Linked DNA regions of Homo sapiens: regions 1, 2, 4 and 5 are each linked to region 3. The links are chromatin contacts, found by Hi-C or POLR2A ChIA-PET in ENCODE. All regions are on one chromosome and are shown on one strand. Each heading gives the region's core, a stretch centred on a gene start or an enhancer-like site at or near the end of the contact. The rest is flanking DNA. Distances are from core to core; before and after follow the strand shown. Region 1 overlaps PHF21A (PHD finger protein 21A). Region 2 holds the start of AMBRA1 (autophagy and beclin 1 regulator 1). Region 3 has its middle 24 kb from the start of LINC02710. Region 4 overlaps PHF21A (PHD finger protein 21A). Region 5 overlaps AMBRA1 (autophagy and beclin 1 regulator 1).

Region 1 (3,153 bases), core at 541-3,040, 310 kb after region 3:
CTGTTGTGAAGCCCAAATGGAAGCGTGGATGGTATCAGGGCCCTACCCGTGGTCTTCTCAGATTCTGCTAGAGCAAAAGGCTGGTGCCTAAATAAGATCCCTTCCTTTGGTGCTGCTTTTGGTCTTTCAGCCACCAGCATTATGAGTGCCTGGGGGACACCTCCGAGGGAACTGGCCAGCGGAGCTCTGTGGTGCGCACGCACCCTGGCCGTGACAGGAGGGTGCGGGAGTACAGGCTGGCTGCATCAGCCCTTGGTGCTTAGAACAGAGGAGGAGTGACATGTTTTGAGGGTACGTCTCTGAGACAGAGCCCCAGCGTGGCCTTCGCTCTGTCTTGCCTTTGGGGAGAGGTCTGAAGCTCCCACTCCTTTCTCTGCCTGTTGGCTCCAGGCACCAGAAATTTACTCCACTCCACCCACCCACAAGCCTCCTGGGTGACCCTGGGCTAGAATTGCTGCGCTTGCCTCGGCTTGGCCGGTTGTGGCCTCTCCTTGAGAAAACCAGGGTTGTGAAAGACTCAGACCATTCTCTCATCTTGCCTTGTCAGAAGTAAATTGTGTCAGATTTGTGCTCTCGCTGGAGACCTTTGCCCCTTGCGTGCCCCTGGCCGATGGGAGGGCGGTGGAGGCTCTGTACCCTGGCCCTGCTGGAGCATCTCCCCCAAGCCCACTCCAGGCCCTGGGAATGGCCAGAGTCTAGGAGAGGTAGAAACGATCCTATCAGCTTCTCTCCCACCCAATTAGGCCCAGAGAGACAAAGACAGATCTGAAAGCAAATGCAACAGAGAAGAGACACTTCTTAGAGTAAAATGTGTCTCATCTCTATCAGCCATCGCCTTTCATCTTCCCAGGGGCCTCAGAAGAAGGAATTAAGTTAGGCTGAACAGGCCTCAGAGTTAGGCCCTGGCTGCTTGATTGGCTGAGGGGGAAAGAGTTCCCTTTTCTCATTCAGAAACCAAGGTGCTGTGTCTAGTCAGGGAGCCTTGGAGATGCCTGGACTAGTTGGAGGAATCGTTGGCAGAGGATCAGAGACCAGCAGCAGGCTGTCTGCCCTGTCTAGAGCTCTTCCCCTCAACTTGTCTGGGCCCATCTGGGGGTTGCCACACAACACCTAACTTACCTTTTCCTGAAAGAAGTTGGGAAACCATCATCACTAGAGGCCTTTGCTCAGAGAGGAGCTGCCTTAGGAGTCTTGGGTCGGAGGACGGGGCTAGGAATTGACCAGGGCTTTGCCTGCCGCCCTCAGCAGTGTCGGGTACATTCTGACCTCGCCTGCAGCTGGGCTGTGGATTCTTCCTGACATTCAGATGTGAGCTGTTTTGGGAGTCAGCTAGTATGGAGTACGAGATGCAACCCAGCCCCCAAACCTACATTCTGCACTCAAATTCCAAAACACTGCTTTACTGTAAAGAAGAGGCCCCTGGCACCCAATCTCCCTGTCCTTCACTGTCCCCTCAGACCTGGGCGGGGAGGGGGGGGGGCCTGTGACCACCTGAGACATACGCTCGTGACACTGCCCCACCCCAGCCACCTCCACTTGCTTCCTCCTCCTTCCCTCCGCTGCTCTTTCCCCACGGCCCAGAATTTAGCTGCTCTGACAGCCACTTTTGAGACCAGCTGGCTTTGTAGTCACTTCAGAGAGCTGGAGCGGCTGCCCACTGGGCCCTGACTGGGAGTCCCCTGCCAGCTCCTGATCAGGCGCTGCGCCCTGGTGGCAGTGATGACTGGGAGTCCCCTGCCAGCTCCTGTCCAGGCGCTGCATCCTGGTAACAGTGAGGCCATGTTGCTGTCATCTCCACCTCTGCATTCTTGCTGCCTGTGGGTCCTTTTTCTTTCATGGAGCCTGCTGGGTCTTGTCTCACCTGTGCTGAGCTCCTCTGGGGTTTTGATTTCTTCCTTCCTTATCAGGCCCTTTGGGGTAAGCCTGCTGGTTGTACCTGACATAGGGAGGCAGTTAGGGGCAGTCCCTGGTGGGGCCGCCCTGGCAGCCTCCAGCTGGCACCATCGTGTGCCTGGTTTCCCTGCAACACCTGCCTCTCTGTCCCTGCTGCTGCTTGGCTCAGGCCCAACAGGCAGCGTGCATGGAGGTGGTTACACACAGCTGTTTCCGTGAGGGTGACCGTGTCTGCAGCACGCTTCCGTCTCCGCATGCACGGCTGCCTCTCCAGCCACCTCTGATACTTCTCTCTTGGGGCCATCAGAGCCTCCCTTGGGCTGTCACCTCCCAGCTCACACACACTCTTCAGTGGTTTCCTCTCTTCATTCTCTTATAGGGCGTGGTCCTTCTTATTTATCTAAAGGGCTGAATTTAGGAGACTTTTTACCCAGGGGCAAAAGGCTCTTAGGGTAATGAGATGGATGGTGGCCCAGGTGCATTTTCCAGGGCCTGGGTTCTCCAGATCCCGTGGCTTCTGTTGAGTGGAGGCAACTTTGCTCTGTGTGAACCTCGCCCCTGTCCCTCTGCCGGGCACCCCTGGCAGGAAGCAGGACTCCCATCCTCACCCTGACTTAGACTGTCCTCTGAGTCAGCTCCTCTCCAAGACAGGAGTGGGCAGCCCTGGGCAGTCTTCTGGCCCCTTGCTAAAGTGAGGGGCAGGAAGCTGGGGCTGCCCTCCAGAAAGCCGGGGTAGGAACTCTGAAAAATACCTCCTCTAAACGGAAGCAGGGCTCTCCAGTTCCACTTGGCGCCCCCTCCCACAAGGCCCTTCCTCCCTGAGGACCCCACCCCCCTACCCCTTCCCCAGCAGCCTTTGGACCCTCACCTCTCTCCGGTGTCCGTGGGTCCTCAGCCCAGGGTGAGCTGCAGTCAGGCGGGATGGGACGGGCAGGCCAGAGGTCAGCCAGCTCCTAGCAGAGAAGAGCCAGCCAGACCCCAACCCTGTCTCTTGTCCATGCCCTTTGTGATTTCAGTCTTGGTAGACTTGTATTTGGAGTTTTGTGCTTCAAAGTTTTTGTTTTTGTTTGTTTGGTTTTTGTTTTGAGGGGGTGGGGGGGGATACAGAGCAGCTGATCAATTTGTATTTATTTATTTTAACATTTTACTAAATAAAGCCAAATAAAGCCTCTCAGCCTCATGGTGTTGGGTTTGGGGCAGGGGAGGGTGGGCAGGACACATTCCAGTCCCAGCCTCTGCCCTCCCTGACTGGCTGTCTGG
Region 2 (3,219 bases), core at 97-2,596, 350 kb before region 3:
GACGGGGTTTCACCATCTTGACCAGGCTGGTCTCAAACTCCTGACCTCGTGATCCACCTGCCTCGGCCTCCCAAAGTCCTGGGCTTACAGGCGTGAGCCACTGCGCCCGGCATTTAAAAAAAAAAAAATTTAAGATAGGGTCTTGCTCCATAGATCAGGCTGGAGTGCAATGGTGTGATCATGGCTCATCGCAGCCTCCACCTCCCGGGCTCAGGATATCCTTTCATCTTAGCTTCCCGAGTAGCTGGGCCTACAGGCGGGAGCCACCAGGCCCGGCTAACTTTTTGTATTTATTTATTTTTTTTTTATAGAGACTGGAGTCTCACCATGTTGCCCAGGCTGGTCTTGAACTCCAGGGCTCAAAGCAATCCACCAGCCTCGTCTCCTAAAGTGCTGGAATTATGGACGTGAGCCGCTGCGCCCGACAAACTGGGACTATCTTGTTTCCTTTTTACACCCTTCCTCTCTGAGTAGTGGGGAAGGGTGTAAACCTCCCTAGGAGCAGGTAAGGTAGACTATGATTGCTCACAATTGGTAACCATACTTGCAGTGATCTTTGTGATTTATTGAATCACATCTAGGATGTACATATTAATCCATATTTGTGCTGAGCATATTCATTTATCAACTAAGAGACTACAGAAAAAAGCCATTGTTGTGGTGATGAAAATGTCAACACTTTATCAGGTTCTGAACCCAAAGAGACTTTTGCTTATTATGTAAGAAGCACACCTGTGGCTCTAGGCCTTTGGAAGAAAATAAAAGAGAAAAGCAATCCGTGTGCTTTTTTTCCCCCTGCCTTAAGGTCAGGCTACATAATTCTGGGTTTTCCCAGCTTCTCTTGGTCATGCTTTGTGGGGACTAAACTGGAGCTTTTACGTAGACTGTTCATTTTGTTCCTCAGCTTGAATTCTCTCTCGTTTTCTGTCTCTATGATTTTTAATTCCCCTCACTGCTCTGTTAGGAAACTAAGGGTCAAATGAGGTTAACTAATTTGCTCAATTGGGATAAAGAGTGTTGGGAGTCCATAGAACAGTTGGGGGACTATAGTTACACAACAAGTGTTATTGCGCTATGATTTGATCTTCAACACATTCACGAGAAACTCCAGTTCTCTAAAGAACTTTAACAGCCGGCGACCCACAGAAAATGGCAGAAGTGCAGGCTCTTTTTTAACCCGTGGCTTATGATCTGGGTTTGTTTATTTACGCCTCAGACAGGAGCCGGACCTTGAGTAGGAGTTGAGCTGTTTTTCGGCGCTCGGCTGTGGTTCCTTGAACGATTGCTTGGGCGTTCCTCCTTTGATGTCTGGGGCGTTCTTGTATTCGGTGATCTTTTGCGCCGTCTTCTTGCTTGATGTCTCCTGAGCGGCGGCGGCGCCGGGTCGAGGGCTGAGTTGTCCGCGAGGCCCCGCGCTCAAGCCGCCTTCTCCTGCCGGTCGGTAGAACGGACCCCTTCCTTTATTCCTGTCTCCTCTTTCTTTTTCCCTGTGGCTCAGCCCGTTCGCTGGACTGCAAACCGAGCTCCCGTCTGCCTTGCAGGTAGGCCCAGGAGGAGCCTGGGAGGCCCAGCCCGGCATCCTTCCGCCGCGGGGTTGAGAAGACCTTGGCGCCGGCGGGTGGGCAGGCTGGCCGGCCGCCGTGACACTGCCAGAGGAGGGGCTACCGGACTGCGTTGAGGGGCGCGGCCGGAGGGGCAGCCCGGAACCGAGGGAGAAGCCGAAAGGAGGGAGAGTTGCTGGGGCTTCCCGGTGTGGTTCTTTAGGGAGGAGATGTTGGGTCTAGGGCACCCCCAGTGTGTGGCGAAAATGGCTTTCCAGGAACCGATAGAGCTTTGCGCACTTTGACCCTCCTTCCTTTCTCCTTTTCCCCCCACCCCGAAGTCTCCGGGTGTCATGCCTCAATTGCACTGGGGACCCCTACTGAGTCCAGCCTTTGAAGGGACCTTTGAGTAGGTGGAGGCTTATGGAACAAGGCCCTCTGGCTCTTCTGAGCGAAGTGTTATGTTCTCGCCTTTTTCTGGGTGGGTAAACTGAGGCTGATGTCTGGGACGTGACTTCCCCACATATCCCCAACAGATCATTAAATTCACTGTAAGTCACTTTTTGTCGTTTACCAATTCCCTTCCCCCCACTTACCAGTCAAGTTATGAAAACAGTGAGTTATTGTTTGATCGTCTGTGATCCCAATTTTCCTAGGAATATAGACTGTTAGGAATATAGATCCTGTCACAAGAGGCTTCAGAAGTAAAGGAACCATGTGGTTTCTTGGCTGTTTTGCTTTTCAAAGTCTGTATCATTTTAACTAGTGTAGCAATGACAGTTTCTTTTTGTTTCTTGATAACCTTGTTGTCTACTTTGTTTCCTGATAACCTTGTTGTCTACTTTGTTTCCTGATAACCTTGTTGTCTACATTGTTTCCTGGTTGATTTATCCTCCTTCTCCCCAGCCTCTTTGGAAATCTTATAACTATGGTGTTTGTGGTTAGAGGTTAGAGTCTAGTAGAGGATGGTCAAGACTTTGAAGGCAAACGCTTGTCCTGTGAGGGTCTGCTTTCTGGGGAGTATCCAATGGAAACCCAAGGAGTCTGTCTCTCTTTTTTCTTTTTTTTTTTTAAGACAGGCTAGCTCTGTCGCCCAAACTGGAGTGCAGTGGCGCGATCTTGGCTCACTGCAACCTCTGCCTCCCGGGTTCAAGCGATTCCCCTGCCTCAGACTCCCGAGTAGCTGGAAGTACCGGCGCGCGCCACCACACTCGGCTAATTTTTGTATTTGTAGTAAAGACGGGGTTTCATCATGTTGGCCAGGCTGGTCTTGAACTCCTGGCCTCAAGTGATTCGTCCACGTCGGCCTCTCAAAGTGCTGGAATTACAGGCATCCACCGCGCCCGCCCAGTTTTGTTGTATTTGATTAGTAGTTTGGTCACTGCACATACAAAAGCTAAAAAAGGCTGTGTGTAGAAATCATTCAAATATTGAGATATTTAAATGAAAGGTTAACGCTTTGGGAACTCCTTTGTGGTTCCCTTTTCCTTCCCAGCTTGGAAAGTCTGGGGACTAAGTCTGTTATTTTCATCGGATTCAGTACCATGATCCTAATTTGTGTCACTTCATTCTTGGAAAAAAAAAAATTCAGCCTGTCGGGCGCAGTGGCTCACTCCTGTAATCCCAGCACTTTGGGAGGCCAAGGCAGGTGGATCACCTGAGGTCGGAAATTCGAGAC
Region 3 (3,510 bases), core at 820-3,319:
CACATGGGAGGGGCCCAAACCGAGCCTTAGAAGGAAGAAGAGAACTCTAAACTGGGACAGATGTCCTGAGTTGGTTGGATCAAGGGTGTATGAAGAAATTGATTCTGGGCTGGGCATGGTAGCTCACACCTGTAATCCCAGCACTTTGGGAGGCCAAGGCGGGTGGATCACGAGGTCAGGAGATCGAGGCCATCCTGGCTAACATGGTGAAACCCTGTCTCTACTAAAAATACAAAAAATTAGCCAGGCGTGGTGGTGGGTGCCTGTAGTCCCAGCTACTTGGGAGGCTGAGGCAGAAGAATGGCATGAACCCGGGAGGTGGAGCTTGCAGTGAGCCGAGATCGTGCCACTGCATTCCAGCCTGGGTGACAGAGCGAGACTCCATCTCAAAAATAAATAAATAAATAAATAAATAAATAAATAAATAAATAAATAAATAATGATTCTGCTTATTTTACAGATGAAGAAACTAAAAGCTTCAGATCATAAAATTAGTAACAGCAAAACCAGTACCTGAACCCTGGCTGACTGGATTCTCATGCTCCCCTATGCCAGTACCCTGTGTGCCCATCTCCCAGGTAGCCTTCATCCAGGCCCTGACATTTGATCTTGGCCTTGAAAGAGGGGTAAGATTTGGAGAAACTGTGGGTCCTCCTTGGATAGGGCAGCCATGTAGGCTCTGGAGACAGGCTAGTGGAGTTTGCATCCTGGCTCTGTGATCTTAGGCAAGTTACTTAACCTCTCTGTGCCTCATTTTTCTCCTTTAAAATGTAAACAACATCCACCTTCTGTGGTGTCATAAGGAGTAAGAACATGTAAAGTGCTTAGAATAATGCCTGAGACATTGACAATCACTCAATATGTTAGGTAGTATTACCTCCAGAGTTTTTGTTTGTTTTTGAGACAGGGTCTCACTGTCACCCAGGCTGGAGTGCAGTGGCACCATCATAACTCACTGCAGCCTCAACCTCCCGGGCTCAAGCAATCCTCCCACCTCGCCTCCCCGGTAGTTGGGACTACAGGCACGCGCCACTATGCCCAGCTAATTTTTGTGTTTTTAGTAGAGATGGGTTTTACCATGTTGCCCAGGCTGGCTGACCTCCCAAAGTGCTGGGATTACAAACATGAGCCATTGTGTCCAGCAATTACCAGAGTTTTTCACCAAATGTGGTAGACGAGACAATTTAGCATATATATATATATATATATATATATGGCTGGTCAAGTGAAGCAGTGTGAGTGGAGAAGAAAAGAAAAAAGAAAAGAAAGAAATCTGTAACTGAATGTGATCAGTTAGTTGCAAACACCACTGCACTCGGACCAGCCCATATATATATTTTTTATTTTAATAGTTTTGAATTTATTTTCAGCCTGTAGCTTTGCTAATGTTATTGCTTAGGGCAAAGCTATCTAAAAAAGGGAAACGGTTTAAAGTTAAAGAAAAAGTTAATAAAATAAAAGTCTATTAAAATATATAATAGTGGTGGAATGTGGACATGGAAGCAAACCGTGAAGGCAATATCCGAACAGCTGAAAATTTTGGAAAATAATCGGTGACGTCTCCTGCTCATAAAACCTAAAACAGATGAGCGAGGCAGAGGAGATACTGACAAAGGAGGTATCAAAATCTTGCCTCCTTTCCGCCCCGTAGCCACAATGCCTCCCTTCTTAAGAAAGTGTGTGGTGTGAGGGCCCAGACCCGCGAGGCTTGACTGTGCTTCCGAGCTGTGGATCCTGGACAGTGCTGCGGATCGGGGGCGCAGGAGAGGGACGCCGAATCCAAAGGCCCAAGTCTGGAAACCGAAGCCAACTTCCCAACTTCGCTCTGCCGGTGCGTTTGGGGAGATTTGGGCCTCTCTGATTTTTTTGGATCACTGGGTCAATCAGTCAGCCAATGCCTCGGGAGAAGTTTAATTAAGCTCAGATCGCAGGCGCGAGCTGCCAGAGGTCTCCCTGGCCGACCGGCCCCGCCCCCCGCACATCTGGTGAAAAGCTCCCCCTCCGCCCTTTGGGGCGGGGCCGCAGCCCGCGCATGCGCGTCGGCCCGGTTCCCGGCGCCCCGCAGCAGGACTCAACTCCCAGAACAGCGTTGCAAACTGTTGCATCAGACAGCAAGCAGCCGGTCGGGCTGCCAGGGTTTCTAGGAAGATAGGAAGGGTTTGAGATCCTCTGTGGTCGCCTGGGAGCTTTGGCTGTCACTCACGGTGTTTACATGCCGGTAACGCGATCCCCTAAAATATCAAGCTTGCACCCATCAGAGGAGGGCCATAGCCACAGGTGAAATTCCCTGAACGCCATTGCTCCTGTCCTCACTCCACGCCCTGACCCAGGCGGGACTAACTGAACTGGACTTCGTCTGCTTTATTAATGGCAAGGGCCCTGAAGGAATCAGCTGGGTTCGATTTCTCTTCCCAAGTACAAGAATGCCCCCTGAGGAATTTCTCACTCTGTGAAAGTGCAGAACTAATTTCCCCTGACAAGTGCTATTGCCGGTTCCCAAAAGGGTTTGGAAGGATCCCAGCAGAAATGTTCAGTGGTTTCCAAATCTCTTTACCCCAGCAGCTGGACACACAGACCCTGAGCTAGGAGCCCCTTTGGGCATCCAGAACTTCTTGGTGGGTGGACACACGTCCTTGACACATAGGTCTTCCTTTTGTCGTATCTCAGGCCCCTTGTTATGAAGACTTTGGATATTAGCCAGAAAATGCACAACCACAAATTCATGCACACATATATATTGAGCAGCACACATATACAATGAGTTCTCTGGGTCCAAATGGCTTTAGCAACTCAGGTCAGTGGAAAAGTCGTTCTTACGTTCCCTCACTCTTCCGGCCTCTGGGCCATTCTTCCTCAAAGAGAGAAAATAATGCTGTATCTAGAAGGGATAGGACAAGCTAAGCTGGTGGGTGGGATATTCAAGAAGAATGAGAGCACTGATTTGGAATCTAGTTTTTAAAGGGATTTTCAAGGACATAATCTGAATCCCATGGCTCAATCCTCTTTTTTTTTTTTTTTTTTGGAATGGGTCAAGACCAAGATCATTCAGTATTAATGGATTTTCCAGAAAGACAAAAACTGGCAATTTACCTTGAGCATTCTGCATCTTTAGGGTGTTGATGGTGAAAGTCTATTCCCTGTGAATAATTCTGAGAACTAAAACAGGCCTAATGTCTTCCTTCCCCTTCATTATTATCAATCACTCGATCCCAAGATTAAAAAAAAAAAGACCCAAAAGACTCATAAGCATTATTCGATGCGTCCCTTGCCAGACAGTCACTGTTGTTTGTTTTAGCTAGCATTTTCCTGTGAACAGTGGAGTATTATGTCACTATGGGATTCTCATTGTAATAGATGTTTCATAAATATGACCTGAATTATTTCAGTTGTCACAGTGTTCTTATGAATGGAAGGAAAGCCAACTAGGAAAGGATGGGACGGCATTGGCAGGTCCTGGAGCTAGAACATTCCCAAGTTCTGCTCCTGAAGGTCCATCAGGATCCAAACCTG
Region 4 (3,218 bases), core at 566-3,065, 280 kb after region 3:
CCAAGGCGGGTGGATCCCGAGGTCAGAAGATTGATACCATCCTGGCCAACATGGTGAAACCCTGTCCGTACTAAAAATACAAAATTAGCTGGGCGTGCTGGCATGTGCCTGTAGCCCCAGCTACTCAGGAGGCTGGGGCAGGAGAATCACTTGAACCTGGGAGGCGGAGGCTGCTGTGAGCCGAGGTCGCGCCACTGCACTCCAGCCTGGCAACAGAGCGAGACTCCATCTCAAACAACAAAAACAACAACAACAAACAAAAAAACAAAAACTGGCTATTAAAAATCAGGTATGTTACCTCAGGTTACACAGCTAGTGAGTGGTAGAACTAGGATTTGAACCCAAGCAAGGCTGACCTCATGTTTTTAACTGTAACTTTTTTTCACTGTTTTTAGTGAGCCAAACATAAGCTAGGATAGTAGATAGTGGAGTGAGGATAGAAGTAGACAGATATTAGAAGTATTTAGAGAGTAGAGGGTGGGGTAGGAATCATCAAGAGTGATTCCAAAATTTGTCAAGAAAAGGGTACTTACTGAGGCAATTATCGGAGGAAGAGAAGATTGGAAGAAGAAATTGATGAGTCTTAGACATGTTGATTTTGAACTTTTGAGATATTCAAGTATTGTATAATTCTGAAGTTCAGGAAGTGTCTCAGGTTCTGAGGTAAAAGTGTGAGTCTTCAGTACATAGATGGTAATTGAAGCCATGAGATGGGCAAAAGCTCCTAGGAATAATGAGAACATTGGGAAGAAAAGGGGTGCCAGGGAAAAAAATCCTAAGAAATACTCACATTTAGGATGAGGCAGAGGAAGAGTAAGCCCACAAAGGAGACTGAGAGGAGGAGTGGCCAAGAACAGGGAGTTAGAGGGCCAGAAATGGGGGTGCACTGAAGCTGTGGATATGAAGAAATTTCAAATGCGAGTTAAGGCTATTGGCAACATTATGACTATACTGTGCACAAGTTCTGGGTGGGACCAGTCTCTGGATTAGGCCTTTGACCTCAGCTAGAAGAGGTGGCATGGTATAGAAGAGGGAGCTCAGGGTTTAGAATCAAAAGCTATGTTCTAGGGTGAGGTTTGGACCTCAAGAGCTGATGAGTCTTGTATAAGATTATATGCCCTGAGGTCTATAGAATTAATGTACCAAAATGAACATTAATAAGTGTATTAAACACCATTTCATACATAGAGTGTGGAAGATTTGCTTTTATAGGACTTGAGCAGCTTAAGTAATACAATAATTATTCTCTCTTTCCCCTATAGGTTCGACCCAAGCCTGTGGCCCAGAATAACATTCCTATTGCCCCAGCACCACCTCCCATGCTCGCAGCTCCTCAGCTTATCCAGAGGCCCGTCATGCTGACCAAGTTCACCCCCACAACCCTTCCCACATCCCAGAATTCCATCCACCCCGTCCGTGTCGTCAATGGGCAGACTGCAACCATAGCCAAAACGTTCCCCATGGCCCAGCTCACCAGCATTGTGATAGCTACTCCAGGGACCAGACTCGCTGGACCTCAAACTGTACAGCTTAGCAAGCCAAGTCTTGAAAAACAGGTACAGGCAGAGTATGTACCTGCTCTGGGCAGTAGCCTTGTCGTTGAGGCATATGGCTGCTGGGCTTTCTCTAAATACATTTTCTCAAGGGCTCTTCATCTCACCACCATTGTCAGTAAGCTGTCGCTTATGTGCGATAATTCATCCACGTGCAGAAGGGTCATTCTTACTGAAGAAAGTTGGTTTGCTTTTCCCACCATCCCCTCGTAGATGGGCTGGGATTCCTGTGTGAGTGAGCTCCCCCTGGTGGTTCTGATGTGGAAATTCACAGACAGGCTCTGCTGCCCTCCGTCAGTAAGCACAGATGAGGTAGTAAACAGAAAACGCCATGTTAGTTTCGGCCCAATAAGAATCCAGATGAAGGTAGGACTGTGAAAGTCAGGAAGAATAAACAAAACAGGGAAAGGGATTTCATTTCAAAGACTTTTCTTTGATTGTTACAGATAATGGGGAGCCAAACAAAAAAAATTAAAATTTCCAAAAAGCATTCTTTAACTTTAGAGGATGCAGATATTTTAGCTCAAATATTGAAACATTTCATTTATATTTCCTGAAGTCAGATTTTATCTTAAAAAACGAGGCTAGAGACATACAAGTAACCTGCAAAAATACTTGAAGGTTCTGTAGCAGAAAGACCTCTGAAAACAAGAAGGATTTATAGGCAGTCACCGTATCCTATTTGAAAAACGACTAGTGATGAGAAAGAAGAATTTGGCAAAGAAAAGCATTCTCTCTCAAGAAAGTTGCTTTAAAAAGTCATCGACCTATTTCTAATTGTTCAGTCTTGACTTCTCATTTATCTGAAAATAGTCTGTGGTGATCCTGAATCTTCTGCTTCTGGATGGACCATGATTCAGAGAGGCTGTTCAGATGCTGCCTGCTGCCTTAGTCTTCTTGAGCAGAGGAACCTATGCATAGGGTACTAGACCTTAAACCCAGGCAGCTCACAAATGCGGCAGACCTTGCATTCAAGAAGCTAGTTATCAAAATCTGTGCTTAGGAAACACAAGAACACATCTCAATTCCTGGGGAACCTATTCAAACCCCAGGAAGTGCTTTGAGAAACATTCAGAAATAAATTATTATTATTATTATTATTATTATTATTATTATTTTGAGATGGAGTTTCACTCTTGTTGCCCAGGCTGGAGTGCAATGGCACGATCTCAGCTCACTGCAACCTCCGCCTCCCAGGTTCAAGTGATTCTCCTTGCCTCAGCCTCCTGAGTAGCTGGGATTACAGGCGTCAGCCACCATGCCTGGCTAATTTTGTATTTTTAGTAGAGACGGGGTTTCTCCATGTTGGTCAGCTGATCTCAAACTCCCAACCTCAAGTGACCTGCCTGCCTCAGCCTCCCAAAGTGGTGGGATTACAGGCATGAGCCACCACGCCCAGCCCAGAAATAAATTATTTACACATATTTTAACACAGAAAATTTCAAACTTATTGACAGCAGAACTTTGGTATTAAACTACTGAGAGTCAGATGCTCAAGCTTAGGAGTTTGGGTGGGGACCTGTTGTTTTGCACTGGCTCTCAAAGAACCTCTGAGGAGCCTCAGTGTTCCACAGAACCTCGTTTCACAACACTATTTTAGGTTATTAAATATTATTTCTCTTTACCTCTTTTTTTGATAAAGATATTTTTAGGAGACAAATTGTT
Region 5 (3,256 bases), core at 664-3,163, 320 kb before region 3:
TTTATAGGAAAAATTTAAGTTTCTCTTGAATTCATATTTTCTCAGGCTCATATTCATAGAAAAATAGAAAGTGATCCTAAACTATTGATTTATCCCTTTAATCTGCTCCCCCACCCGCAAACATAACACATATAGTAGAACCCTTCTCAATAAGTGTCTCCACTATCCACTTGGGACTTAGGCCCAAAACTTAGGAATCACTCTTCATTTCTCTCTCACACCTCAAATACAATGCATCTGTAATTCCCTTAGCTGTTTCTCCAAAATATATTCTGAGTATGACTATTCATCTCTTATATTGCTATAACCCTGGCCCAAATTCCCATCATCTTGTCATTTCCTTAGCTAAAATCCTCTAATAGTAACCCATTACACTTAATAAAATCCAAATTTTATCATGGTCTGCTAGTACCAACCTGTCTTTATTCTCTTCCTTGTTAGTGGTGCTCCAGCCATGTTGGCCTTATTTCCGGCCTTCACATGCGCTAAGCTTACCTGTTAGGGACCTTAGTACTTGGTACTCCTCATCCTCCTTGAAATATTTTTTTCACCTGCCTCTTTTCTCAAGGTTTCTATTTCAAGATGCCAGTCTTAACTCAAATGTCATCTCAGAGAGGCTTTCTCTGGCCACCCCAGGTAAAAGGGTGTGTTGTTTTCTTTCACCTGCCATATTTTCTTTCTAGCCTTTTTCAGTACTTGAAAGTATTGTTAATATTTAATTATATAAAAATCACATAAGCTTTTGGGGGGCAAGAATGTTCTTCTTTACTATAGTATCCTCAGTGCCTAGAACAGTGCCAACATAATACCTGCTTAATCAATGCTTGTTGGTTATTTATCAGTGCTTTTACATCCTTCCCCATCTTTAAGTGTTCTTTATTTGGAAAGTTGGGGAAATGGAATCCAGCTTCTACTCAGATTTAAATAACTAGGTTCTTAAATCTAATGCCTTCTTTTGATTGGCTAAGAAATGTGATTGGCATGGTAGGGTGGCATGTCGGCCTTTTAGCATAAGAACTCTGTGTTTAATAATTTGACTTCTTTTCTTGAAGCCTCGAGGGAAATTTTTTCTTTCCCTATTTTAGTCAGCCAAGAACCTGACCTGGGCTGACTATAAGATTGGAAAACACTGAACACAGTATCTACTAAGCCAAGCAAGGACTGGGAGTGTAGCTCTGGTACTATCTGAAGGAAAAGCCTGAATTCAAATCCTGCTTTGGCTCCAGACTCATCTGTGAATCTAGATGAATTTCTTAACCTCTTCCAGGTTTTGTTTTTCTTATTTGTCTGATGAGTAATCACATCTGTCCTAGGACTTGTGAAGATTCCTGGGTTAATGTTCTCAAAGCTTTTTTTTTTTTCTGACAATATTCTTTCCTTTTTTTTTTGAGATGGAGTCTCACTTTGTTACCTAGGCTGGAGTGCAATGGCATGATCTCGGCTCACTGCAACTTCCACCTCCTAGGTTCAAGCGATTCTCCTGCCTCAGCCTTCCGAGTAGCTGGGATTACAGGCGCGTGACACCACGCCCAGCTAATTTTTGTATTTTTAGTAGAGACAGGGTTTCACCGTGTTGGCCAGGCTAGTCTCGAACTCCTGACCTCAGGTGATCCACCTGCCTTGGCCTCTTAAAGTGCTGGGATTACAGGTGTGAGCTACTGCGCCTGGCCCAACAATATTCTTGCTGTAGCTCCAGGGGTTTCCAGGAAGAATTGGGGGCAATGTGGTGCTCCCAGGAAGGAGTTGGATTCTTTCTCAAAGACTATGCAGAGAATAGAAAGATGTGATCCTTTATGATTTGAAATCGGCCCTACTCCAGCCTCCTGATATTGTTGGTGGATGAAAGGTATATTGTTGCCAAAGTCATTAGGTCTGTTTGAGGCAGCTGGTTTCAGTTTCCGTTTCTGGGGTTAAGCTGTTTTGCCTCTGAAATTTCTTCCATCAGAAGCTACTCTTTTTTTGTTGCTTGCTAATAGGAAATCTTTTGCCATTTCTGTACATTTAAGAGTAGCCTTCTTGGTCTTCTTGATTCTTTTGATAGCTTGAAACCAAAAAATTGAGCTTCAGTTTCTTCTTGGTTTAGTGCTTTCCTCCTTGTTCTTCCTTCCGTTTTTAGGAGTTCTTGTGTTCTCAGCACACTGTTTTCTCCAGAATAATTTGCAGATAAAACTTCCGTTTCTTTTTTCTTCATCCTTCTGAGGTAAGTGGGAGTAAGGAAAATTGTCAGTCTCAAATTTGGGTCTTATTGCTTTCTATTTCCGGTTTTGATCACACTTTGTTTTGAGCACAAGCTTTCCCGTGTTTCAGACATTAGGCAGCATCATTGTGAGTTACTTTAGAAAGCTCTAGTAAGCAAAATCTGTAGCAGGAAAGCTGGTGCTTCACTTCTCCCCCCTTATTATAGTTACAGTAATTAGAATTTACTCAGTTTTGTATCTTCAAAACATTTTGTAAAATTGTTAGCCCATTTGTGATATATCCTATACAGAGGTCGGTCTTATTTTGAGTTTATATATAAAAAACTAATGCTGCTGCCTGTGTGCAGTAGAGGTGCAGGTTCTGTCTGTTGACAGTTTATTTCTGGGATTTTGGCTTCTTATAAAGAAAGGGACTGTGTATAATTTTAATTGATTGATCTTAGTTCTGTTGAATTATTTGTTTTCAATTTGTCAGGTGGTTAATTAGAGATAATGTAATCTGTGGCTTTTTATAATCACTGTAGTTTCCTTTGCAATCTTTCTCTTAGAACTGTAGGTGCGAGACTTCTTTGTGTGAACTTCTGTTTATCACATACTCTGGTTATTGTTCTATCTTGAGTTTTACTTTGAAAAGTAATAATCTTGTCTTGAAATTTTATAACCCATTTCCCCTAAGATTCTCCAAGGATTTTATTCCTTTAAGATAGAAGGAAGGTATTATTACTTTCAGTTTACATATTGGAGGAAAACTTGAAATTCAGCGAGGATATGATTTGTCCAAGATTATATAACAAGCCAGCGATAAAAATCAGTTATTAAAGCTTCTTACCTCTTAGTCTTATCTTTATTTATTAAATCACTGATTCTTGTTATAAACTTGACTGATACTCCTATATCCCCAGATTGCAGGATCAGCTTTCTTAGGGAGTAAATTAGGATGAAGGTTTTGTATTTAGTATTCTCAAGCTCGAAAGGTGTAATATCCCATATTCTCATCTCTGCTATCAGAATATCCACTGTCTCTGTACTTTGTTCTTAATATTCTGTGTTTCAAATAG

What was found. Hi-C counts contacts between places; a loop is a spot of excess contacts on that map. ChIA-PET counts read pairs that join two places held with the same protein, here RNA polymerase II (POLR2A). Pooled maps may share reads with other maps.
Region 1: a loop to region 3 is called in a pooled map, with 7 times the contacts of the local background. The contact joins two enhancer-like sites. A Hi-C loop is called at or near these places in 1 of 37 single-sample maps with no recorded cell type and 4 of 50 pooled maps. POLR2A ChIA-PET finds 5 or more read pairs at or near these places in 7 of 52 experiments (H1, HepG2, K562 and 2 more).
Region 2: a loop to region 3 is called in a pooled map, with 5 times the contacts of the local background. The contact joins the promoter of AMBRA1 here to the enhancer-like site in region 3. A Hi-C loop is called at or near these places in 5 of 50 pooled maps. POLR2A ChIA-PET finds 5 or more read pairs at or near these places in 3 of 52 experiments (CD4-positive, alpha-beta T cell, RWPE1 and naive thymus-derived CD4-positive, alpha-beta T cell).
Region 4: a loop to region 3 is called in a map of heart left ventricle, with 2.2 times the contacts of the local background. The contact joins two enhancer-like sites. A Hi-C loop is called at or near these places in 18 of 168 maps with a recorded cell type or tissue (A673, CD4-positive, alpha-beta memory T cell, CD8-positive, alpha-beta T cell and 12 more), 21 of 37 single-sample maps with no recorded cell type and 37 of 50 pooled maps. POLR2A ChIA-PET finds 5 or more read pairs at or near these places in 8 of 52 experiments (AG04450, GM12878, H1 and 4 more).
Region 5: a loop to region 3 is called in a pooled map, with 3 times the contacts of the local background. The contact joins two enhancer-like sites. A Hi-C loop is called at or near these places in 3 of 50 pooled maps. POLR2A ChIA-PET finds 5 or more read pairs at or near these places in 5 of 52 experiments (Caco-2, GM12878, PC-3 and 2 more).

Annotation. Positions count from the first base shown.
Region 1 is chr11:45,929,233-45,932,385 of GRCh38, reverse strand. PHF21A (PHD finger protein 21A) reads left to right here. Exons shown (of 19, transcript NM_001352027.3): 19 at 1-3,067. Among named protein-coding and RNA genes, the nearest start is that of LARGE2, 8.2 kb to the right of the region's middle. RefSeq lists enhancers at 1,799-1,888, 2,239-2,428. Within about 2 kb of position 1,790, at least 18 of the 41 ENCODE cell types and tissues checked have a DNase peak (open chromatin) inside an H3K27ac peak, as active enhancers do.
Region 2 is chr11:46,592,150-46,595,368 of GRCh38, reverse strand. AMBRA1 (autophagy and beclin 1 regulator 1) reads left to right here and starts at 1,346. Exons shown (of 18, transcript NM_001387011.1): 1 at 1,346-1,541. RefSeq lists enhancers at 1,162-1,591, 1,094-1,594.
Region 3 is chr11:46,241,975-46,245,484 of GRCh38, reverse strand. No RefSeq gene overlaps it. Among named protein-coding and RNA genes, the nearest start is that of LINC02710, 24 kb to the right of the region's middle. RefSeq lists a silencer at 1,904-2,113, enhancers at 1,192-2,125, 2,126-3,059 and a cis regulatory region at 1,557-2,439. Within about 2 kb of position 2,069, at least 31 of the 41 ENCODE cell types and tissues checked have a DNase peak (open chromatin) inside an H3K27ac peak, as active enhancers do; they include heart right ventricle, where a contact is called at or near this core.
Region 4 is chr11:45,963,653-45,966,870 of GRCh38, reverse strand. It overlaps PHF21A (PHD finger protein 21A), which reads left to right. Exons shown (of 19, transcript NM_001352027.3): 10 at 1,263-1,556. Among named protein-coding and RNA genes, the nearest start is that of LARGE2, 43 kb to the right of the region's middle. RefSeq lists a silencer at 1,354-1,551. Within about 2 kb of position 1,815, at least 5 of the 41 ENCODE cell types and tissues checked have a DNase peak (open chromatin) inside an H3K27ac peak, as active enhancers do; they include heart right ventricle, where a contact is called at or near this core.
Region 5 is chr11:46,559,513-46,562,768 of GRCh38, reverse strand. The region is part of intron 1 of AMBRA1 (autophagy and beclin 1 regulator 1); the gene reads left to right. Among named protein-coding and RNA genes, the nearest start is that of AMBRA1, 33 kb to the left of the region's middle. Within about 2 kb of position 1,913, at least 12 of the 41 ENCODE cell types and tissues checked have a DNase peak (open chromatin) inside an H3K27ac peak, as active enhancers do.